Regions from separate parts of the Homo sapiens genome. Here regions 1 and 3 are each linked to region 2. Evidence: read pairs that join two places in POLR2A ChIA-PET (ENCODE). Cell type or tissue: OCI-LY7. All regions are shown on one strand.

Evidence for each region. ChIA-PET counts read pairs that join two places held together with the same protein. Peaks named below come from ENCODE experiments on the same cell type or tissue, not always from the same donor. Only the 100,000 strongest peaks of a DNase experiment are listed, where the experiment ranks them.
Region 1: POLR2A ChIA-PET joins it to region 2 with 6 read pairs; 2 of 35 experiments call an interaction of 5 or more read pairs at or near these places.
Region 3: POLR2A ChIA-PET joins it to region 2 with 6 read pairs; 3 of 35 experiments call an interaction of 5 or more read pairs at or near these places.

Annotation. Positions count from the first base shown.
Region 1 is chr2:232,279,135-232,287,134 of GRCh38, forward strand. The region is part of intron 13 of DIS3L2 (DIS3 like 3'-5' exoribonuclease 2); the gene reads left to right. Among named protein-coding and RNA genes, the nearest start is that of ALPP, 96 kb to the right of the region's middle. In OCI-LY7, no CTCF peak of the experiment used is centred here; no DNase peak of the experiment used is centred here.
Region 2 is chr2:232,533,522-232,541,521 of GRCh38, forward strand. CHRND (cholinergic receptor nicotinic delta subunit) reads left to right here. Exons shown (of 12, transcript NM_000751.3): 10 at 410-614; 11 at 703-821; 12 at 1,609-3,143. The coding sequence ends at 1,791. CHRNG (cholinergic receptor nicotinic gamma subunit) reads left to right here and starts at 6,171. Exons shown (of 12, transcript NM_005199.5): 1 at 6,171-6,281; 2 at 6,471-6,610; 3 at 6,860-6,904; 4 at 7,081-7,190; 5 at 7,853-8,000. The coding sequence starts at 6,227. RefSeq lists enhancers at 81-601, 1,644-2,163, 7,993-8,000. In OCI-LY7, a CTCF peak has its summit at 3,669 (motif pointing right); DNase peaks (open chromatin) are centred at 820 and 3,680.
Region 3 is chr2:232,412,355-232,420,354 of GRCh38, forward strand. It overlaps the pseudogene ECEL1P1. Among named protein-coding and RNA genes, the nearest start is that of ALPG, 9.5 kb to the left of the region's middle. RefSeq lists enhancers at 5,924-6,707, 7,491-8,000. In OCI-LY7, no CTCF peak of the experiment used is centred here; no DNase peak of the experiment used is centred here.

The DNA.
Region 1 (8,000 bases), 250 kb before region 2:
CCATATTGGTCAGTCTGGTCTCAAACTCCTGACCTCAGGTGATCTACCCACCTCGGCCTCTCAAAGTGCTGGGATTACAGGCGTGAGCCACCATGGCCAGCTGAGAATTCTATTTCTTATGTGCTTGTCAGCACTTGGTATTGTCAGTTTTTTATTTGTTTTGTTTTTTAGGTGTGGTGATAGGTGCATAGTGGTATTTCATTGTGGTTTTAATTTGAATTTCCCTAATGACAAATTCTGTTGAGCATCTTTTCATATGTATACTTGCTGTCTGCATATCTTCTTTGGTGAAGTGTCTGTTCATATCTTTTGCCCATTTTTAATTGGGTTGTTTGGTTTCTTATTACTGAGTTTGGAGAATTGGTGTGTGTGTTTGTTTGTTTGTTTGTTTGTTTGTTTGTTTGTTTGTTTTTTGAGATAGTCTTGCACTATCGCCCAGGCTGGAGTTCAGTGGTGCAATCTCAGCTCACTGCATCCTCTACCTCCTGGGTTCGAGTGATTCTCCTGCCTCAGCCTCCCAAGTAGCTGGGATTACAGACAACCACCACCACGCCCGGCTAATTATTTTATATTTTTAGTAGAGATGAGGTTTCACTATGTTGGCCAGGCTTGTCTCAAACTCCTGACCTCGTGATCTGTCCACCTCGGCCTCCCAAAGTGCTGGGATTACAGGCATGAACTACCACGCCTGGCCTGGAAAGGATTTTTAAAAATATTTTAGATACAAATCCTCTACCAGGTTTGTGATTTGCAAATACTTTCTCCTAGTCTTTGGCTTGTCATTTCATTTCTTCTCTCTCCATTCTCTCTGGCTTATCTTTTCCTGTCTTTTGAAAAGCAGAAATTTTTCATTGTTATGAAGTCCAATTTATCAATCTATTTTATGGATTGTGCTTTTGGTGTCATATCTAAGAAACCTTTGACTAACCCAAGGTCAGAAAGATTTTCATCTGTTTTCTTCTGAAGGTTTTATAATTTTAGGATTTACATTTTAGTTTCTTCCTTTTTTAAAACATATTGCCCAGGCCTAGAAGTTTCTTTTGGAAAACAGTTGCACCTGAGAAGATTTGGGATGGAGTTGGTCCTAGGAGCCTTGCCAGGCATGATGCTCTCTGTGAGCCATCTGAAAAGGAGGTGTGTGCCTTAGAAGTTGCCCGAGGGGTGGCTTTTAAACAGATACCAGGCTTCTCTGGCTTAAGATTTGGCATCAAACTGAAGATTGTATCATTTGAAAAGAGGGTATGGGATGATTAGAGAAAAACCTCCAAACTTTCTAGATAAGTCCTTCTAACTGTTGCACAAAGTTGAAATGAAGAATGGTGCCAAACACAGGACTTTGCCGATTACATGTGAACACCCATGTCAGTGACTCACCCAATCATGCTTTAATCTCATAACTGAGAGGCTTTAAAAAATTATAGTCAACAAGGCAGCTTGCTAGTTATGACTGCCATTGGAATGGAGTTTTCCTCAGAACAGCTGGAGTGTAATGTGGTGGGAAGAAAGCCTGGTGTGGGTGAGAGACCAAGGATTGCTTGCCTGGGAAGGATGTGCAGCTAATGTTTGATGGAAATCTGTGAGATGACCAACCTCAGCCAAGCTACATAGAGGCCCTCCATACACTGCAGCCGAAGTGCTCAGAAAACAACAATGATAATTGGCACTGTATCACCGCAAGAGAGATAAAACACAGCTCTGTCTTCAAGAAATGCATGGTCCACTCTGTGATCCATGCTAGGTTGTAGAAGCTGGCAGAAGATTCCAGTTCCAGTAAGGCAAGGCAGTTGAGAGCAGCCTGGAAATGGCTTCTCCAAGAATGTCCCAGGCAGAGCATTGCCGTGGGTTGGTTTGTTCTGGAATGTACAGGCCATTGGTGTGGCTGTGTCAGAGGAAGGGCTCCCAGTGGTGGTGGGAAATGTTGGGGATGTAACCAGGGCTGATCTGGAGGAACTTGTTTGCTCTGCCTTGAAATATGAGTGTTTTCGGCTGGGCACGGTGGCTCACACCTATAACCCAGCACTTTGGGAGGCCGAGGCGGGTGGATCACAAGGTCAGGAGATCGAGACCATCCTGGCTAACATGGTGAAACCCCATCTCTACTAAAAATACAAAAAATTAGCCGGGCGTGGTGGCGGGCGCCTGTGGTCCCAGCTATTTGGGAGGCTGAGGCAGGAGAAGGGCGTGAACCCGGGAGGCGGAGCTTGCAGTGAGCCGAGATGGCGCCACTGCACTTCAGCCTGGGTGACAGAGCAAGACTCTGTCTCAAAAAGAAAAAAAGAAATATGAATGTTTTCTTGAATTCAACTTGGTGCTGTTGAAGCATTTTACATATAGGAGTTGTGGGATGGGACCTCTTTTTTAGAAAGATCTCTTTGGCAGCTCTGTAGAGAATGAGTTGGAAGGGGTCAAGGTGTAGACATCAAGGAAGCCAGTTAGATGGCTGTGGCTGTATGCAGGTGAGGCCACACAGCTGACAGGAGGGAACAGATGAGAGAAGTGGAATCAGAACCACAAAAGGGAGGGGGGACACCTGGATATGCCCAGGTTTCTGACAGGCAGGAAGACGTGCCACCCAGGAGCATCATCGGCACCACCCAGGGGAGGAAGAGCAGGCATTGGGTGGAGACCCTCCAGGCTTGAGGTGCGTGAGCTGCCCACTTAAAGACGCTTGCCAGGTGGCTGGACCGGAAGTCTGCTGCTCCTCTTCTACCTTGCCACAGGCTGCTGCCTCTGAGTTAAAGAGACATGGGAAGCATCGGGATTGCTCATACCTCCCAAAGTACAGCAGGAAGGACTAGAAGCAATATGAAATCTAATTGGCAAGACCACGGTGAGCACACAGGCACTTAGGAGCAGCACGTGGCACCCATGAAAGCCTCCATCCCCTGACAGTGAGCCCAGAGGCTACTGTGGAGCAGGAGGAAACCAGCCGTCCTTCCTCCTTGCTTGCACCCTCCCTCCTCACCTCCTACTCTCTGTCTTTCCAGCTGAGCCCTTCTCGTTTATTTAAAAAAAAAAAAAAAAAAAAAAAAGGGAATTCACTCCCAGTCCTTTTGAAACCCAACATGTCAGTGATAGATGAGGGCGTATTCTGTAACTTCAAAGGAGAAAAGTTGAGTGAGTGAATGTGGGCCAGAGGAGTTGAAAAGTCCAAGGGAACAGGAGACCCATGGGGTGACCCCACCATCAGGAGGAGTGCCCCCCATCCCACCCCTGCTGGTGCCATGCAGAGGCACAGACAATGCCACTTTCAATAAATCATGAAGGATTCTGAATGCCTGGTTTTGTCCCATTTTCAATGGGCCTTGGGCATATTGCTCAGATATAGCCAGCCATTTGTGCAAGGTTCCCAGCTACTCAAAGGCTCAAAGTCGAGTGCTCTTTCCACTATATAATGGAGTCTTCACATATGTGATTTTGGGGGAGATGTTTTCAGATTTCCATAGCTAGTCATAGTAAAGATGACCTCGTGGGCAGTTCAGGCCATTGTCCCCTTCTCACATCCAGCCTTTGAGTAAGGCTGCGCTTTCAGGAGTATCCATGCAGCACCTAATTCAATCACACATCTGACCCCTGCCTCTCTTTCGCACTGGCCCCTTCTCTGTGCTCAGTGTGCTGCTGGGGGCCTCTGCACAAACCCGGCTGTTCTGGAGGCGTCCTGTGCTAAGCAGAGAGCACTTGGCCATTTTCCCCACTTTCTGAATTCAGGGCCCCCTGGTGAATCTGGCGTGGGGATGGCTGCCTGTTCTCATGAGGCTGCGCACATGAAGGCGCCTGTTGGAAGCGCCTTTTAAGAATCCCCAGGTTGTTTCCATCCTGGAGTCTTGCAAAGAAAGAGGAAGAATAACCTGGGGTCATTTAAGGGCTGGCATGGTCATTTCCTTAATCATCTGTGACCACTGAGAGCCTTATTTTCTATAAAGAAGCACAGAGGCTTCTTTGGCTTTGCTTTAGTAACAACAAACAGCTAGAATTTATTGAGAGCCTGCAGTTTGCCAAGTGCTTTCACACATTCGATCATTTAATCCTCAAGCCTTTTACCCTTGTTTAGAGATGAGGAAACTGAGACTTGAGCTTAAACACTTGTCAAAACTCACATAGCTAGAGGTGGCAGAACTAGGATGGAATCATTTCTCTTTTTATTTGAGGCAGGGTCTTGCTCTGCTGCCCGGGCTGGAGTGCAGTGGCATGAACATGGCTCACTGCAGTCCTCCTAGGCTCGAGTGATCCTCCCACCTCAGCCTCCTGAGTAGCTGGGATTATAGGCACGTGTCTTCATGCTCAGCTAATTTTTTTGAGTTTAGTAGAGATAAAGTCTTACCGTGTTGCCCAGGCTGGTCTCCAACTCCTGGGCTCAGGCAGTCCTTCTGCCTCTGCACCCCCATAGTGTTGGAACTACAGGTGTTGTGAGCGACTGGGCCAGGACTAGGCCCAGTCTATTTCTTATTCTGCTTACTTTTTCATTTCTCTCGGTAGATGTTGATGTTGTTTTATATTCTTCTAAAAATCTAAAAAATGGATCAAGTCCTGACCTTAGGATTATTTGAAGAGCTATTTAAAATGCTGTATGATTCCATTTAGGTAACATCCTCAAAATGACAGATTTATAGAGAAGGAGAACAGGTAGGTAGTTGCCAGGAGCTAGGGATGGCGGGGGGAGCAGAGGGTGGCCCAAGGGAGAGCTGTGTAAGGATGGGACAGTCTGTATGTAGATTGCCATGGCAGTTACACAAATGTACGTGTGTGACCAAAATGGCATAAAACTAGACACACCCATTATGCCAATGTCAGTTTCCTGCGTTTGATATTGTGCTATAATTATGTAAGATGGAACCTTGGGTGGAAATTGGAGATGGGCACGTGGAACCTTTCTATACTACCTTTGCAATTTCCTGAAGCTATAATTATCTCAGAATAAAAAGTGGGTTGTTTTTTTTTTAATTCCTCTGTGTGCAACACCAGCATTGCCCCCAGGAAATAGCCAGGTCTCAGTTCAGGGGCTGCTTGCCATCAGAAAGCAAGCCACATCACACAGTCAAAGTTGGCCTAGAAGTGGGGCACAAACTAGAAGAGGGTCCAGGTTTTATCGCCTGTCAGATGTGAGCTTAGGCTCTCTCGACTTATGGGAAAGCACTGAACTGAGAGTCAGGGCCCCCGGGCTCAAGTATCAGGGCTGCAGTTGTGTGACCCAGAGCAAGCTTCTCAACTTCTGTGAGCCTCCAGCTTCCCAGCTGTAAAGTAGGCATGGTAACTGCACCCACCCTGTGAGTCTGGCAGAATGTGTTGATGTGCTTAGTATCATCTTCGATACCACGATCAATGTTATTATTTTATCTTTTCCCAATTTTACTCCCAACTTTGCAGTCAGACCAATCTCTTGTGTATTCATGGAACATTGAATATTCATTCTTATTTTCTCTGCTTTTGATCATTTATTCCTTCAACAATTATTATTGAGCACCTGTTTTGTTGAAAATTCTGGAAGGCACTAGGGATACATTGATGGACATGCCCCATGTGGTCTTTGCCCCGGGAGAGCTAAAGGTCTGTTTTTTTCCCCATCACCTGGAATCTCTCCTGAGTGCATCCATCGTTCAGATCCTTGCTGTCCTGCCAGACCTGAGGCCTCATCTACACCATGCAGGCCCCTCTACCAGATCATTCTCTAAGCTCCCTCAGTATTAGAGGCAGTGCAGCTCAGTCATCTTTGCCAACCTTTATCCTGAACCTCCCATGGGACCTGGCATGGAGCTGCACACCACAGAGAGAATGCTTAGCAGGTGCTTGCCCACAGAACTGTGAAAGGAGAGCCCGAAGGAGACTTAGACAGGAGCCTTTTGAGGCTTTCATTTTACAGATGAAGTCCTGAATAGGGGCCCTGGACTAAATAATAGGAAGTGGCTATAAGGGTCCCCAACCCATTTTTAATAGGATAATGCTAGTTCTTATATTGATCTTAATTTTTGTTGTTGTTTTGGGTTTTTTTTCTTTATTTCTGTTCTGCAGTTTTTGGACTAGCTGACTGACATTTCCTCTTTTAACCTTTTACAGACCCTGAAAGAAGCTCTAGTTCAGGTCTTATTACTACTTAGCTGTGTGACTGGGCCACAACTGGGGGCAGGTTCATTGAATTGAAAAGGTGAAGCCAACCTATCTCTCACCTGCTCTCCCTGAGTGGACTCACCTAGCACCTGCAGGCTCCAAGCTTGACATTGCCTGGAGGGAGCCCACCCAGGCATCCCCTTCCTCCAGTCCAGCCTCTCCACCTGCAACTGGGTGGGTCAGTCTACTGAGCTCTCACCTGATTCTTCAGCGCCCACCTTAATTGACAGTGAGCCTTGAGGAGGCTGACATTCTTAATGCCATTTGCAGTTCTCTGTTAGAATCTAGAGAAGGGGAAAGGTAAATTGTTGCAACTTGCAGCCTCCAACACAGTGTCCCTGTTTGTGGGAGAAGAAACAGGAAGTGTGGCCCAGTAGGAAATGCCAAGACTTTAGAGCCGTATGGGTTTGAGTTCCATTTCCAGGTTGGCCGGGGTTGATTTATGTATTGCCAGACCTTGGGCAGGTCAGTTACTTAACCTCCCTGAGCCTCAGTTCCCTCACCTTTAAGATAGGAGCAGTGATACCTGGACACTTGTTCCTGGCACAGTCTCTGGTTGCATGTGGAACCTGTGATTCCTACTGCTTATCACGGGGCCCTGCATTGCCTTAACTTAAAGCCTTTGTGGGGATCACAAAGAGTAAACTTACACTGGGGTTTCTCTACAGGGACTTAAAATCTAGTTGGGACAATATGATTGTTAAACAAGTACACAGCTAGAGACATGTTTCAACTTGAGAATAACTGAGAAGAATCAGGCCATGATAGAAGCAATTTTCATGTATCCAGACTGTCAGAAGCCAGCCCTCTGCCATGCTCCAACAGGCTGGGGTGGCCTCTTCCTTCCCCAGGCAGAGATTAATGGACAAGTTGTTACTAGTGCTGAGGTTCTGGGCAGCTTCCTTGTGGAGGCACATCTGTTGACCCAGCAGGGCCTTGGAAGCTTTTTTTCAGTCGTGAGCTTCATCTAGTGGCATAGGGCCTCCCTGATGCTGGTGCTCTGGAGCTAGCGTCACTGGGTCATAAAATCAGGGCTGCCTTGATTTTATCAAGGGCTGACCCCGTGTCAGCACAGCCACAGGAGAGCAGTGTAGTGGTAGTGGGGCTGCTGAGGCAGACAGCAAGGCTTTGAAGCATTGTATCTTCCTGCTGCGGCCCAAGGAGTCCTACAGAAAGCAAGCCACAGAGAGAGTGTTTCCCAGATACTGCTCAGGTAAAGAAATTGGACCTTATTGTTGTAGAAATTACTCAGGTTTTAGAGTGATCACATTTGGAAATATTGAGTCCCAATCAGCTTGTTCCAGCATGTCATGTTTTGAATTCTGATCTCAACTCATTATCAGGAATAACCTCTGGCCTTACTGTATAATACATCAAGAACATCATTGAGTTTCCGCTATAGCTAGGCACTGTTATTATCTCTTTTTTACATAGGAGGCACCTAAGGTAAAAGAGATTACATACTAACAGGAAGTAAAGCTGGGATTCAAAACCCAGCAGCCTAAAGAGGCTGTACCCTTTACTTCTCTACTAAGCAGCCCCCTGTTATTGGGGTTTTATTTTTGAGATAGAGTGTCACTCTTGCCCAGGCTGGAGTGCAGTGGCACAATCTTGGCTCACTGTAACCTCTGCCTTCCAGGTTCAAGAGATTTCCTGCCTCAGCCTCCTGAGTAGCTGGGATTACAGGCGTGAGCCACCGCGCCTGGCCTGTCATTGGTTGTTTTCATAGGTAGAAGTGTTCACAAGCAGAAGTTCCTTCCTTTTGTCAAAGGTGTTTCCCTGGCAGAAAGGTGGAAGCAAGAGCATAAACTCTGTCTGACAGGCAGAAAGGTAGACTAGAAGATCTAGACTAGACTAAAAAGTTAGACTTTGAGATCCTCTGTCTGTCCCCTGAGTTC
Region 2 (8,000 bases):
ACTTTGTGGCAGCCAGGAATGAAGTCACAGATGTTAGGATGTGTAAAGGTCACCCCATGCTTGTAAAATGGCCTTTTTGGCCAGACACGGTGCCTCGCCCGTAATCCCAGCACTTTGGGAGGCCAAGTCAGGCAGATCACGAGGTCAGGAGAGCAAGACCATCCTGGCCAAAATGGTGAAACCCCATCTCTACTAAAAATACAAAAATTAGCTGGGCATGGTGGCGCGTGCCTGTAGTCCCAACTACTTGGGAGACTGAGGCAAGAAATCACTTGAACCCGAGAGGTGGAGGTTGCAGTGAGCCGAGATCGCGCCACTGCACTCCAGCCTGGTGACAGAATGAGACTCCGTCTCAAAAACAAAGAACAAAAAACAACGCCTTTCTTGTGGCCCCTTGACATGGCCCCAGCTCTTCCTGGAGACCCTGCCGGAGCTCCTGCACATGTCCCGCCCAGCAGAGGATGGACCCAGCCCTGGGGCCCTGGTGCGGAGGAGCAGCTCCCTGGGATACATCTCCAAGGCCGAGGAGTACTTCCTGCTCAAGTCCCGCAGTGACCTCATGTTCGAGAAGCAGTCAGAGCGGCATGGGCTGGCCAGGCGCCTCACCACTGCACGTGGGTCCCCGCTGGTCTTGGTTTTCAGCCCATCTGTGGGAGGTGGGTGGAGGCAGGCCTCACACCCACTCTGGCCCCTCGTCTGTAGGCCGGCCCCCAGCAAGCTCTGAGCAGGCCCAGCAGGAACTCTTCAATGAGCTGAAGCCAGCTGTGGATGGGGCAAACTTCATTGTTAACCACATGAGGGACCAGAACAATTACAATGAGGTAAGGGACCACAGGATTGCCATGTACAGGTGTTCAAGTAGGGCACTGATTAAGTGTATTCTATCTTAAGAGGGCAGGGTTCCCCTTAGAGGCACACACCAACTTAGATGAGGGAGTTAATGTGACACAGATTCCAGGCCCCCCCGCCAGGGAGAGAGAACTCCTGCCTGGCACCCTATAGCAGCACTGGGGCCAGGCACACACACATAGGCACACAGCTCCACCCTGTCCAGGCCACACTCTGAGCATCCCTTAGGATCCCTTCTTTCTCCCAGCTGCCAATCATTTTCTGTCCCTACTCAGTTCCAAGCCTGATACTCCAGACAGAACCAGACATTTTAAAGGTAGCCATATATGGTTATTCAACATTATACAACTTCTAAAAACTATCTCTTGAGAAAGGGCACCTTTTCCCAGTTCACATATGGGCTGGCAGCAGCCCTGACTTGCTGAGATGGGGGAGAAGAAGAGAGGGGTCTATCCACCTTCCTCAGCCCCTAGGAGAGACCCCTGGGCCTCAGTTCCTCTCTAGCCCCAGAGCCCTGTGCTACAGCAGAGAGGGAGGCTATGGTCTGTTCCCGCCTCCTCAACAGAGTGATCAGCCCTGCCTGTGGCCAGAGGGGCCTGGGACCTTGCTGGGGACAAGCCAGCATTATCCTGCAAGCCCGAGGCAGCCTCTGCAGGCACACTGAGCCGCCCTCTGCCTCCATGGCTGGGCCCCAGCTTGGGGGTGGGGCTTTGTGGCCTGAGGCCCTTCTCACCCCACTCTCTCTGCCCCTACCCACAGGAGAAAGACAGCTGGAACCGAGTGGCCCGCACAGTGGACCGCCTCTGCCTGTTTGTGGTGACGCCTGTCATGGTGGTGGGCACAGCCTGGATCTTCCTGCAGGGCGTTTACAACCAGCCACCACCCCAGCCTTTTCCTGGGGACCCCTACTCCTACAACGTGCAGGACAAGCGCTTCATCTAGGGTGGGCCTGTTGGGGAGCCAGGAGACAGCAGGGTCTGAGAGAGGAGCCACAGTCCCTAATGACACCCACTCCTAGCCCTGAGGCTCGTGCCCCTCAGACTGGGGAAGAGTCCAAGGAAGGGAGGGAGCAGCCACTCCTCAATGCTCAATGGCTCCCCTGAAATCAAGACAGGGGCCACCCGAGATGGTCTGAGGGTGGACATCGGCTACAGTGGGTGGGCAGGACGATTTGGGGGGAGGCCCGAGGCTGGCTCAGGGGCCAGGGAGGAGGCCACTCAGGGTGGCCTCAGGGGGAGAGCTCTGATAGGGGTGAGACAGATAGGGCCCCTTCTCTGCTTCTCCTCCCCCAAGGTGTGGGGTAGAGCAGGCAGGAATCTGCGCCTTCACTCTCTGGCCCCTCCAGCCTCCCTCTTCCTACCTACCCTTCAACCTCAGGCTTCTGAGGCCTCACCTGGGACTGAGGTTGAGGACACCTCCCTCCCTCCAGACCCCAGAGTATCCTTTCCTAGCTCTTTCTGCCTTGACCTCTCTGCCTAGGTCCCTTTGGGAAGTTGAGGACTGGAGTGGAAAGGTCAGGATCGACATCCACAAAGACTTGGGGTCAGCCTGAGGTTGCACACACAATCCTAGAGGACCAGAACGCAGCACCTCTCCCCAAAGGGTCCCTGCCCCCCAGCACCTACTCCTCTCCAAATTAGGGTTGTCATGCATTATTTGGGGCATACATATTCTAAAAAATCATTCGTTGTTTCTCTGAAATTTGTCCCCTATTTTTATTTGCTAAATCTAGCAACCCTATCCCAAAGGCAGCCTCCACTCAATCTTATCCTGAGGGCCAAAGGCCAAGGCTGCAGGAATTGGGAGACAAGGGTCTGTTTGTATGGTGGTCCACCTCCAAGATGGCCCCAGTGATGCCCAGTATTCACACCCTTGTGCAGTCCCCTCACTCTGTACCAGGGTGGGTCTGGGTAACCAATAGAATGAGGCAGAAGTGATGGTACCTCACTTCCCAGATTTGGTTAGGAAAGACACTATGGCCTCTTTCTTGCTCATTAGCCCTCATTCTCACATCAGTTGGATCTCTCACTTTGGGGAAGCCAGCTGGCATGTTAAGGAGCCCTATGGAGAGGCCCACATGGCAAGGAACTAAGGCCTCCTGCCAACAGCCACGTGAGTGAATGTGGAAGTGGATCCTCTGCCCCAGTAGGGCCTTCGGATGAGATCACAGCCCAGTAGACATCTTATGTGCAGCCCCATGAAAGTCCCTAAGCCAGAACCACCAGCTAAGTGACTCCTGGATTCCTGACCCCCAGAAACTGTGTGAGATAATAAATGTGTGTTGTTTTAAGTGACAACGTTTTGGTGTCATTTGTTACACCAGCAATGTGACCTTGAGTGAGCTGCTCCTCATCTCACTCCTCACCTTCCATCTTCTAATCTGCAAAATGTGTGTCTAGTAAGTCCTAGTCATGGGGTGTTGTGAAAATTGAATTTCTAGTAGGAGCATTTTCATGTGACCTGCACATTTAATGGGTGGTGATTTAACCCATTTCCCTCAGGGGGGAATTGGTGACCTCATTAACTCAGATATACAGAAGGTGAGATTTTTAATGTTTAGATGTAACCAAGGAAAAAGAAAAACCATTTAAAACCAAAACTGACCCTAGTAACTTCTGCCTTCCAGCATGAACTATTCACAAAATTCAAGGTACAAATCTTTAATTGTCCTGTCTAAATAGGAAAGCCAGTTTGTTCTCACACCTGTCAGGTGAGCAGGAAATCTGAGACTTCCCCAGGAATAGCCCATCAACTCAGGGAGGGTCCGTCTTGTGCACAGAGAGTCTAGGGCCCTCAGCCACAGTCTTTGCTTCTCTCTGCCTCATGGTGGCGCTGCTGGCAGCAGGTCTTGGTTCAACCACCAGGTGAGTCCTCAGTTCTATTAGGCCCTGCTCAAGTGGCTGTGGACTTCCAGAGAAGACAACCCCAAAATGTCACACAAAACCGGGGGGGTGCCTCCTGCACAGGCTCCCAGGGTCACCACAGTTTCCACCAGAGGCACCCACTCCCCCAGCACGGTGGTGCTGTCAGGACTGGTCCACTCTGACTGACATAGAACTCCATCTTCTGTCCCCAGGAAGCCATGCTCACAGGCACAGCTTTCCGGGAAGCCAGAGAGTGTTCCTTACTCTCTCCAGACCAACAGGGCTACCCTCTCTCTTTCAATGGACAGTGAATCAGTAATACACTGGCCTGCAAGGAACAGAAAGCTGAAGGAATTGTAGCTTAAACACATAAGGTTTCCTTTTTCTCACATAGTAATAATAGGGAGGCGGAGGTGATCATGTTGGCTCGGCTGTCTAACAAAGCTATCAGGGACCCAGGCATTTTGCCATCTGCCCAGCCCTGCCTCCATGGCAAGTTGGCTTCTGTCCTCAGACCTGTTGGCCCCAGTTTGTGAGCTGACAGCCACAGCTGCACACTTAGCACCTATGTTCAGGCAGAAAAGGGCCAGCCATTTCTGACCCCTTTCATCAAGAAGCAAAACTTTTCCATAGGCCGGGCACAGTGGCTCACGCCTGTAATCACAGCACTTTGGGAGGCTGAGGCGGCTGGATCACCTAAGGTCAAGAGTTCAAGACCAGCCTGACGAACATGGTGAAACCCCCTCTCTACTAAAAATACAAAAATTAGATGGGCTTGGTGGCGCCCGCCTGTAATCCCAGCTACTCAGGCGGCTGAGGCAAGAGAATCGCTTGAACCCAGGAGGCAGAGGTTGCAGTGAGCCGAGATCAAGTCATTGTACTCCAGCCTTGGCGACAAGAGTGAAACTCCAACTCAAAGAAAAAAAAAAAAACAACTTTTCCATAAAGCTCCAGTAGACATCCCGCAGGTCAAAACATCACATGGCTAGCCTATCTGAAGGGAGACTAGGAAATGAGTATCTTGCTCTACCAGCCATTATAACAGAGGGTGGCAAAGGAGAAGTAGTGTTAGACAATTCTACAGATGATTTTCTCTGAATGGGTCCTGTCCCTGCACACGTAACCCCTGCAAGAAACTTCCATTCCTCATTGATGATTTACCCTTCGGAGAACACCAAGAAGGCTTCTAGGCCATCTCTCCCAGAGCAGAGAAAGGGAGAAAACAGGAGGGTGGAGGGTAGGGGATGCAGGGACAGGTGGTCCACTGTTTGGCAGTGCTTCCTGATCATGGAGGCCATTGAATTTGGTAAAATGTGGGCATGGAGGAGAGTAAAGAGGTGGAGAGAAACTGGTCTGCAAAAGAGGATAAGAAAACTGCATCTAGGGGGACCAGAGGGCAAAATGGAAAGGCAAGGCTCTCAGAAGTGAGAAGGAAACGAGGGCTTTGTAAATTCCAGGAAAAGTGGGCCACACAGAGAGAAGCTCAGTGGGGGGGATGCCCAGGGAGGGGGAAGCTCAGGAAGGGGGAAGCTCAGGGAGGAGGAAGCTCAGAGAGGAGGAAGCTCAGGGAAAGGGAAGCCCAGTGAGGGGGAAGCTTAGGGAGGGAGAAGCTCAGGGAGGGGGAAGCTCTGGGAGGAGGAAGCTCAGGGAAAGGGAAGCCCAGTGAGGGGGAAGGTCAGCGAGGGGGAAGTTCAGGGAGAGGGATGCTGAGTGAGGGGGATGCCGAGTGAGGGGGAGGCCGAGTGAGGGGGATGCCCAGTGAGGGGGATGCCCAGTGGCAGGCCAAGATGGGTGGATCACTTGAGTTCAGGAGTTCCAAGACTGGCCTGGCCAACATGGTGAAACCCCGTCTCTACTAAAAATACAAAAAAGAAAAAAGAAGAAGAAGAAGAAAAATTAGCCAGGCGTGTTGGCGCATGCCAGTAGTCCCAGCTACTCAGAAGGCTGAAGTAGAAGAATCAAGGTGGAGGTTGTAGTGAGCCAAGATCGCACCACTGCACTCCAGCAAAAAACAAACAAACAAACAAACACAAAAACCCTCACATGCCTACCCAACAGCCTTCACACCCACCCAAATCCTGACTCCCTGGAGGGAGTAGGAGGCAGTCCACCTCAGCCCTCTCTGGAGCCGCTGTCAGGTTCCTCGGCGACCTGCCTTCCCTACCACACCCAGCTGGCCCTGGCTGTCCTTGCCCCCCATGTGGAACATGGAGGTGAGGCTGGGACAACTGAGCCCGAGTTGGGGCTGGAAGGTGGATGTCTCTTTTGGGGCAGACGGGGCCCCTGTCTCCCCTCTCCAGCCCAGGTAACCTGAGCCCAGCATTGTGTCCATCCTGGAACAGCTGACAACGCTGTGGTCAGACAGCTGGTGGGGCTGGGCCAGGCTGGCCGGGCTGGCTGGGCTGGCTGGGGTGGGAGTGTAGGCTGTTATATGACACCCAGAGCCCATCTCTCTCTGCCCCAGACCTTGGAGCTGTTGTCCCACCCCTGTCACTGCAGAGAGCTGAGGCACCATGCATGGGGGCCAGGGGCCGCTGCTCCTCCTGCTGCTGCTGGCTGTCTGCCTGGGTGGGACACAAAGGAATCTCAGCCTGGGGAGTCCCAGAGCTGGGGTCCACAGCCTCAGGGGATGGAGGGTCTGAGGGGTATTGGGGCCTGCCCTGGACCCAGTTCCCTGAGTCCCCACTTCACACCCCCAGGGCCTCCCCGCTCTTTCCACCTCCAAGCTCCTGCTAGGCTCACGCCTGTCTATTGCAGGGGCCCAGGGCCGGAACCAGGAGGAGCGCCTGCTCGCAGACCTGATGCAAAACTACGACCCCAACCTGCGGCCCGCGGAACGAGACTCGGATGTGGTCAATGTCAGCCTGAAGCTAACCCTCACCAACCTCATCTCCCTGGTAAGCCGCAGGACGGAGGAGGGGTCAGCGCACCACGCCCTGGGACCTGCTGGGGATAGCATGGGGTGGCTCCAGCCACCAAGAGGTTGGAGGGCCCTAAATCGGACAGGCTGGGGTCTGGAAAACCCCCATGGTTGTGGGGGGAGTACTATCAAGAGGCTGGGGGATGCTTGGCCCCATTGGTGGCCTGTGGGGACTGGCACTGAAGTCGGGGGCTGAGCCCTCCATACTACACCCTTGCACCCCCAGAACGAGCGAGAGGAAGCCCTCACCACCAATGTCTGGATAGAGATGGTAAGAGGCCACCCTGCCACCCTCCTTCCATCAGGGGTCCCACCCCACCACCCCAAGGCCTCCTGAGAGTTGCCTGCCCCGTTCCTGCCTCTTCTGTCCTCTTGGGCTGGATGCCCACTCCTAGGGCTGTGGTGCAGCAGAGGGCAGAGGCCTAGCAACTGCCCCTCCCCCTGCAGCAGTGGTGCGACTATCGCCTGCGCTGGGATCCGCGAGACTACGAAGGCCTGTGGGTGCTGAGGGTGCCGTCCACCATGGTGTGGCGGCCGGATATCGTGCTGGAGAACAAGTGAGGAGGGGGTGCAGGCAGGGGTGTGGGGGACAAAGGACACAGGGTCTGGGCCCAGCAGAACAAGGCACTCTGGGAAAAGAGAAAGATGAGCAGAGGGTGCAAATCGGGCACCTGTGGGGCTAGGGAAGAACTGGATGGAGCAGGTGCCGAGGGCAGGGCCCTGGGTATGCCCTCTGACCCCAGGGCCAGCAGAGCAGACCCTACGCCAGGCTCCATCTCCTCTGGGCTGGGCCACCTGGGTGGGCTGCTCCCTTCCCTGTAACATGGGGCCGCTGACGGGTCCTATAGAAGCTGGCGAGAGTCAACAAGACAGGCATGAAAAGTGCATCACTCGGGGGCTGGCACATGGTGTGGGCTTAACACATTAGTCGCTATTATGACTATTATTATTATTATTATTATTATGATTAAAACAAGAGAGAGTAAGATAAGCAGAAATTAGGAGGTGGTGCCTGAGGAAGTCTGTCTGGGGCGGGGGGTGGCAGGAGGATTGCTGGGGGGACCTAGTGGTCCGGGTGGGAACCAGTCAGGGGGTGACAGGCTGGTAGGGACTGGTGTCCCCAGGCCCCTATCCACATGGGGCACAGGGGCTGGTCTGGGGCTGGGGTGTCGGGGGCTGAGCCCACAGCCTCGTGGCCTGGCCTGTTCTGTGCATACAGCGTGGACGGTGTCTTCGAGGTGGCCCTCTACTGCAATGTGCTCGTGTCCCCTGACGGCTGTATCTACTGGCTGCCGCCTGCCATCTTCCGTTCCGCCTGCTCTATCTCAGTCACCTACTTCCCCTTCGACTGGCAGAACTGCTCCCTT
Region 3 (8,000 bases), 120 kb before region 2:
TATCACACTCATTGTTAAATTCCATCCATCAAGTATGCAAAGGTTTCTGGTAAAATCCAGCTAGTATATTTCTATCTTCCTAGTTGTCAGTCAGTTCCTCTTTCTAACCAATGTGGAGGTGCTGCATGATTATATTTTACATGAGTGCTCACACCCACGGACTTCTATTATTTAAAACTGGACAAATTTTAAAATAGATTGTTCTGCTATTAGATTATTCTGTTGTCTAGGTTTTTGTTTTTTGTTTTATGTTTTTGTTTTTCATGTGTAGGTATAAGGGCTTATCGGTCAGCTATGTTATTGACCACAAAATCAAGTGTCATGAAAATATTTTCAAACTTCTATTCAAAAATATGCACTTTCCTTAGCATGAGTTTTCATTGAAAGATAATTACCTTCTCATTTTGTCATTGAAATGACATCTTTACCTGAAGGACACACAGGAAGTATATTTATATTTTCAATCTTTTCATGGTACGCCTAAAATGGAGAGCTTTTCAGTTCAAAGTCAGCAAACTGGATTGTAAGAAGGAGGGAGGGAGAGTTAGGAAGAAAGAGAGGGAGAACTCAGGACAGGTGGGTTCAGTACTTTGTCATTCTGCGACTCATTCTATGTGGCCAGAAAGTTTCCACCCACTCCCCTTACCAAGTATCTTAAAGTTTCTATTTATGTTTAAGTTTCTATTATGCGGCTATCTAAACTTTACAAAATCAACCCCACTGCCTTCTGCAACATCTCATGTACACGCTGGGCTTCTTTCCTGCGCTGATTAGACGGGGGGTGAGCCAATGAGTGAGGGGTAAGGGTGAACCTACCTCTGCACACTGATTTGTATCCGGAATGCTTTTTTTGAAAAAACCCTTCCTGAGTAGCTATTCCATCTGTGGTTGCATTTCCACCATTTCCTCATAACATTGTTTTTATTTAAAAAGGCATTTGCTGTTGGCAATATATCTTGTCTGCTATATCTACCTTTTAGTGGGACATGAAAAAAAATGAAAGAAGTGGTTTGTGTATTTCCCTATTGGAACAGCACCTGGCAAATACCTTCAGCTGAGCCATGTTGGGAACATCTGTGCTTTCAGCTCATTGCAAAGCAAACCTCCCACACTGGGTACTTTGCTCTAACACGAGTTTCTTCCAATCTTCGGCAGTGTTTTCTCCACATCTTCCGACGGTGTTTGCTGACAAAGAAGTCTTTCGGTTTGTCGACAGATCATTTACTGCTCATTGTTTCTGCCATTTTTCCTGCAACAGAAAGAATTAAGTTTCTCCCTGGTGGTAGGTGTTTTTAGTCTCATGGTATCATGCAAGAAACTTTAAAAGAGCTTTCCAAATATCTGTCATTGCGTATGGAAATATCAAGAAGTACTGGGTTGAACTGCACCTAAATTTAAACATTGATGGGAAAAAATTGCACTCTTTCTTCAGTTCCGGAAGCTTAGTTTGGCCAGGCACAGTGGCTCACGCCTGTAATCCCAGCACTTTGGAAGGCAGAGGCAGGTGGATCACCTGAGGTCAGGAGTTCAAGACCAGCCTGGCCAACATGGTGAAACCTTGTCTCTACTAAAAAATACAAAATTAGCCAGGCATGGTGATGCATGCCTGTAGTCCCAGCTACTTAGGAGGCTGAGGAGGGAGAATCACTTGAACCCAGGAGGCGGAGGTTGCAGTGAGCTAAGATCTTGCCACTGCACTCAAGCCTGGGCGACAGAGCGACGTTCTGTCTCAGAAAAAACAAAAAGCTTAGTTTTAGACACCTTGCCAACCATGAGGATTTCACACTGCTCATAAGTAATTAAGTAATACCTCCAGGAACAAGGCACCCGGGGCAAACTTCAGCAGTAATCAGAGTGGGGGAAATTCAAAGAGTTTTGTTTGCTGATTTTTTATTATTAGGGGTAACGTCTGGTCAGGTCCGTACCCCGGGTGACGTGCGCTCTGCCAGGAGTAATAAGGAATTCTCAGCTCCCCCTTCTGCTGTGGTTCATCTGCTCTGGATTTCTGTTGTTAGTTGCAGATTCTTTACAGGAATCTTGTGTGAGCCTCTTGGCCCTTTTGGAGGATTAGGTCGGTTAAAACTAGATCATATAAGGCTGCGCGCAGTGGCTCACGCCTGTAATCCCAGCACTTTGGGAGGCCGAGGCAGGCAGATCATGAGGTCAGGAGATCAAGACCATCCTGGCTAACACGGTGAAACCCCCGTCTCTACTAAAAATACAAAAAAAAAAAAAAAATTAGCCAGGTATGGTGGTGGGCGCCTGTAGTCCCAGCTACTCGGGAGACTGAGGCAGGAGAATGACATGAACCCGGGAGGCGGAGCTTGCAGTGAGCCGAGATCGCACCACTGCACTCCAGCCTGGGTGAAAGAGTGAGACTCCGTCTCAAAAAAAAAAAAAAAAAAAAAGAAAACTAGATCATATAATCTGTCAATCTACTTAGGCAGACACACTAATACTCCACAATTTGCTGAAAGCTTGTGATCTGGAGGGCGTACTGTGTCAACCCCTGGCCTGAGGCACCCAATTCCCTTCCTCCGGGGCACCCGGGAACCACATGGGGTGGGTGCCTGCATGAAGGGTGAAGGCACCAGCATTCAGCTCAATATTAAACATGAGCTCTTGGGTCGCTCACTGCCCAGGGCTGTGCTGAGGCATGTGATGAGCCCAGCAAACAGTAAGCACTCAGGAGGGCCTGATGTTCCTTTAACCAAACCCCAAGGTCCAGGTTAGTCTTGAGGTGCTTGCAGCCTGGGCAGGCCATTCAAATTGAGCAACTCCTTGTGAGCAGGGGCGTCTCACTCCCTGCAAAATTCAGACCCCAGATGGCACCACAAGTTCAGTCCCCACCAGATCCGAGGCCCCCTGCCCATTGAGTGCCCGTGAGCCCCTACACAGTTCCAGTGATTGGCACAGGAAGCCTCATGATCGGGGAAGAGGAGTATGCTCCCTGCAGCCTCTCAGGACTCAAGGGGGATCCCAGCTGTGCCCTTCTGCTGGGTGCTGATGTTGCATCTGATGATGCCCTGGTCCCACTGGTTCTAGGAACAGGCCTCCCCACCGGGTTAGCATCTGCATAACTGGCCTTTGCCCCCATCCCAAGGGGGTCCCAAGATGTCTACAGTGTGTGGGACTTACTATGTGGGACTTGTAATTGTACCCTCTGAGCTAAGGCGGCCCCAGGACCTACTGACTCCCTCCGACCAGAGCTTCCCCCTTTGCTACCAGGCCACACACTGGACCCCAACACCAAGAAGCAGCTGAAGTTCCTCTTGATAGAAGCTTGCCACCTAGGATGCCACCGGGCATGCATTGGCCAGAGTATGTTATGTCTTGATCACTGAAGTCAGGTCATAGAGCCTGGACTGCAGGACATTCTGTGGTTACACTATAGGGAGGGTGTGGTCAAGTGGGAGACCCACCTATATATGGACCCAATAGGTATAGAAACACACCCCAAACCCATCTGGTTCTTGCTGCGTAGATAGAAGGCAATGAGCACCTGTCGGGGGAACAACCACCTCTGTAGAAAGGTCACAGAGCCCGGACTGCAGGACATTCCTGGCAGCCCAGCCACACCCATCTCCTGACAATGCATCTTCTGTGCCACCTCTGGGCTGGGCCACCACCTTCCCGGCTACTGCCTCATGACCCTCCTCTGACACCCCAGCTCTGGGCCAGGCACCCACATGGACTTGTCCATCTCCTGCCCAGTCTTCTTGACTGAGAGCTGGATGCTGAAGCAGATGCTGTTCAAGATGTTCTTGTAATAGGTCTTCCCATGGACCTTAAACTATGAGGGGCATGGGCAGCACTCAGCCGCAGACCAGGGCAAGGCTGCAGATAGCGCCACAACCGGGCCATGCAGGCCACCTGCCCTCCCAGGTGCCATTAGCAGAGAGGCTGTGGTCAGGCTGGGCAGGCAGGGACACAGTCCCACCTCATACTCCTTGTCCACAGACCCAGTTTGAAAAGGAAGTCTGGGTAGCCGACCATCACCACCATGTACTGAAGTTGCGGGCCGGAGGGCTGGTGAGGTGGCACAGGGCCTCAGGGCACAGCATCCTTGCCCACCCCCTGCCCACCAAGGAAAGGAGCACTAGGCCAGCCTAGGAGTGGGCTTCACGGTGGGGGAGGCAGGCCTGCTCAACTCCACGAAGTCCTCTTTGTCCCTTTTATTCTCTTTCACTGGCATACAGTAGGTGCTCAGTCAATGTGCATGGGACCAACAGATGGCACTGGGGGCCCCTCACCACGGCCCCAGTAGCTGTTCTGGTCTCCATGCAGTCCAGCTCCTCCAGGCGCTGGCCCAGGATGTACTTGGTGTCTTCCACCAGCTGCCACACATGCAGGGTCAGGGGTCAGGGAGCAAGGGTCAACCCAGCAGCCTTTCACTCTGGTCCATCACTCCTGGCATGAAGGAGTCTTTCAGCACCACTTCCTAAGCCCAGAGCTCGGTGCTAGGCGCCAAGAGGACATGTTGGAGGTAGGGATCCAGACCCTTCCCCTCCGACAATAAGCTCACAGGCTAGAAGAGGAAATGGCTGCAGCAACCACCATGGGCATCCCTAAGGAGATGCCTCCTGAGCATGGCTGAGAAGGTGGGCAGGGGCCTGGCAGGGAGGGCCACCTACCGCTGACAGACCAGGAGGAGGAGGCCTGCGGAGGAGCAGACTGGAGCCTCAGAATAGGCTGAGGCCTAAGCAGGGCCTGGTCCCCCTGCCTGCAGGGGGACATTTGGGGCTCCCCATGCGAGGACCATGGCCTCGGGAGGGTTCCACCCTCAGTTCAGCACCATCCTCCCCACCCTAAACCAGGGCGGCCCACCTTGGTAGCTGACAAGTGTTCATGTACAAAGAGGGCACGAAGCGCCATGCCATAGTGGTGGTTGGCCTGGCCCAGGCTGACCCGGGCCAGTTCCTGCAGCTTGCCGCTGCCCTCCATCTCCTGTGCCAGCTTGTGCAGCACCTCATGGAATGGTAAGAACAGGTGCTCACTCAGGACCACCACCACGTCCCACACGAGGTAGTTATGCAGGACCCTGGGGGCCAGATGAAGCCAGTGGGGTGTCCAGAAAGACATTCATATGGGCCACCAAGGGCACCACCCCCGCCTGTACTACCCAGCCTGCGGCTGGACCCAGCACTCAGATAGTCCCTCAAAGAAGGGGCAGGAGGTCATCCCAGGTATGTGGAGGCTGAAATTGGAGTGTGCTGAGCTCAATGACACAGCAGGACACTCTCGCTACTGATGCCAGCCCCTGAAGCTGATGGGTCAGGGCTTCTATCATTTCCTGACTTGCCATGGGGAGACAGCGTCTGTCCTTGAGGGTGACTGTCTGACTCAGAGCTGGCTTGCAAAGGCCTCTGTTCCTCCCCATGGTGGATAGATACCACGAGGCTCTCCCAAGGGTGGCCCAGGGACAGCAGAGCTGTAGCCACACTTTCTCTTTCCAACCATCCCTAGGTGAGGAAACTGCAGCTCAGGAAGCTCCCAGCCCTGCCGAGGGCCTCGGAAAGCAGAGGGGAGAGCTAGGATCGGATACCCGGGCTCTGGGTCCTTTTTTAGTGCTGCCTCCTCTAGTGTGACTACTGGACAGAAGTAGGGGTGGAAATTCATGGCACACCCAGCCAGCAAGTCCAGGGGGCAGGGGAGGGGCCTGGGCCATACTCACATGGGGGGGGGGGGTGATCTTCTGCAGCTGTCCCAGCGTCATCTTTCTGTACATGGAGCTGACATCTCGCTGGAAATCATCATACTCTGACACAGTGATCTGGGTGGGCGTAGCAATCAGGGCTGAGCCAGCCTTGCCCCATGGTCCCCTGTCATCAGCTGCCCCCACTACAGCCACAGGGTCTCCTTAGCCTTCTGCTCCACAGCATCAGCACCCAGGAGGCTGAGCACTCGCTCCATGAACACCCTGTGTGCTGCCAGTATCTGCACCACGGGAAGGGGCTCATCCAGGGACAGGGACAGGCCTAGCCTAGGGACACCCATCCTGGGGCCCCAGGCCTTCCCTGCCTCCCCATCCCATGTCCCAGCACCTTCTCACTCTCCTCATCCTGAGCGAGGTACAGAGTCCTCTCTAGCAGATTGAGCCCATCCTGGTCAATCTAGGGAGGGAGACAGGGGCCAGAGGTCAGAGATCCACATGCCAGACTCCCCAAACAGATGGAATTTTCACCCCAATGCCCAGAGAGCGACCAGACATCCATGGGTAGAGACCCAGAAGCACGCAGACCCCAGCCCCTCTTTCCACCCAGACGAGATGACCAAAGCCCCATCCCTGACTGTCTCAGCTTACCCCTGAAAGCCTGCACTTTCCCTACCTGTCGGGGGCACTTGCGCAGTGCCGCACTGACCCTTGGGGTTCCTGGCTTTGGCGCCAGCCCCAGCCCTCACGGAGATGTCAGCCCAGCCCGCCGGCGCGTCCCTCCCTCCCTGCCCTCACTGCCTTCCAGAGGGCTGGGAAATTGCGGCTCCCGCGGCTCGGCTGAACACTTCAGTTAACCCAGGGAAATTACTTGCGCCTTCCTCCCGCGCTCTGCCGCCAAGCGCTCCCCTCCCCTGCTTTCCCTTTCTCTCCTCTTGCGCACCCTCCTCCCACGCGCAGGGACCCCTAGTCAGGGCCACGCCCCGGGTCTGCGGCCGCTGGCTGGGCGCTCGGGAATCGCACTCAGGCGGATGACGTAGCGCGAGGAGTTCCTGTAATCTAGGCTGATCTAGAGAGAGAAGAGCGCGGCGGCACTGTACACGCCCTGCACCTTGTACAGCAGCTGGTTGAGGTCCCAGCTGGTTGAGGTCCCGCGACCCCCGGACGCTCCGCCGCGCCGCCCAGGTCCCAGCCCCCGCAGTCCTCCATGACCTCTAGCATGGGCCGAGGACTCAGTAGCTCTATCTCGCGCATGTCGAGGCACGAACGGAAAAAGGCGCTCACCTTGCACTGGGCCGCGCCGCCGGGCCCATCCCTGGGCCGTGCCAGCAGGCGCCTCAGGCGCTCCTCTTTCTGCTCGCCGAAGGCCGCGATGGTGCCATAGGTGAGCTTTTCGTTGGGGGTGGCATGGCGCTTCAGTCAGCAGCCGCAGACGAAAAAGTAGAAGTTCTGGTACGAGTCCATGCTGGCGTCCAGGTTGGCTGCCAGGAGGCCGGCGGCGCGCGCTAAGGCCTTGCCCTCGGGGCAGCTCTCGGGACAGGCGCCGCCGCCCGCCGCGACCGGGCCCAGGTACTTGAGCGCCAGCATAGCCGCCAGGATGGCGCAGAGATCAGCGGCGAACACCAGCCCCGACCGCAGGCTCACCTCACGCAGGGTTCCAGCGCGGCAGCCCAGGTCCTGGTGGCGCTGCTCCTTGAGAGAAGCCTGGGCGGCAGAAAGGCCCTTGCACGATCCCCGCGCCACAGCAGCTTAGGTACTTGACCTCCTGGAACGCGTCGTAGTGCGCCGTCAGCGAATACCGGGCTCCATGGCACCGAGGCCGCCGCGATGCAGCCCTGGGCCACCTGGGCTATGGGATGCGCGCGGCCGCTGGCCTCCTAGTGGGCCTCTGCATGGCCCCGGGGGGCCAAAGCTGCGGGAAGAGCAGAGTCAGGCTCAGGAGGCGCAGCAGCCCGACGGGGCTCCCAGGCACCGCGAGGAGAGACGCAGGCCTGGGTGCAGAGGCCCCAGCTGCCGGCCTCATTCACTGCGGAAACCAGGGACGAGGAGAGTCTGGCGGGGCCACCATCCCCGCGTGCACAGTGGAGTCTTCTCCCCTGTCCTCCTCCCTGCACACACGTGTCGGATGCTGGATTGGGAGGCCTCTTATGGGAAGGGGGAGGCGCTGGGCACGGGGCCTGGCACGTAGGGGGCCTTCATTGCATCTCTCTTCCCTTCGCCTTTCTTGTCCACGACCTGTCCTAGCCAAGGCCAAGTGGGGTGGGGGAAGGAGCAGAGGCTGGAGTGAGGAGGTGCGGTCAGGGGCGCGTCTATGCGGCACTTTCAGCTCTCCGAGCTGGACACAGAC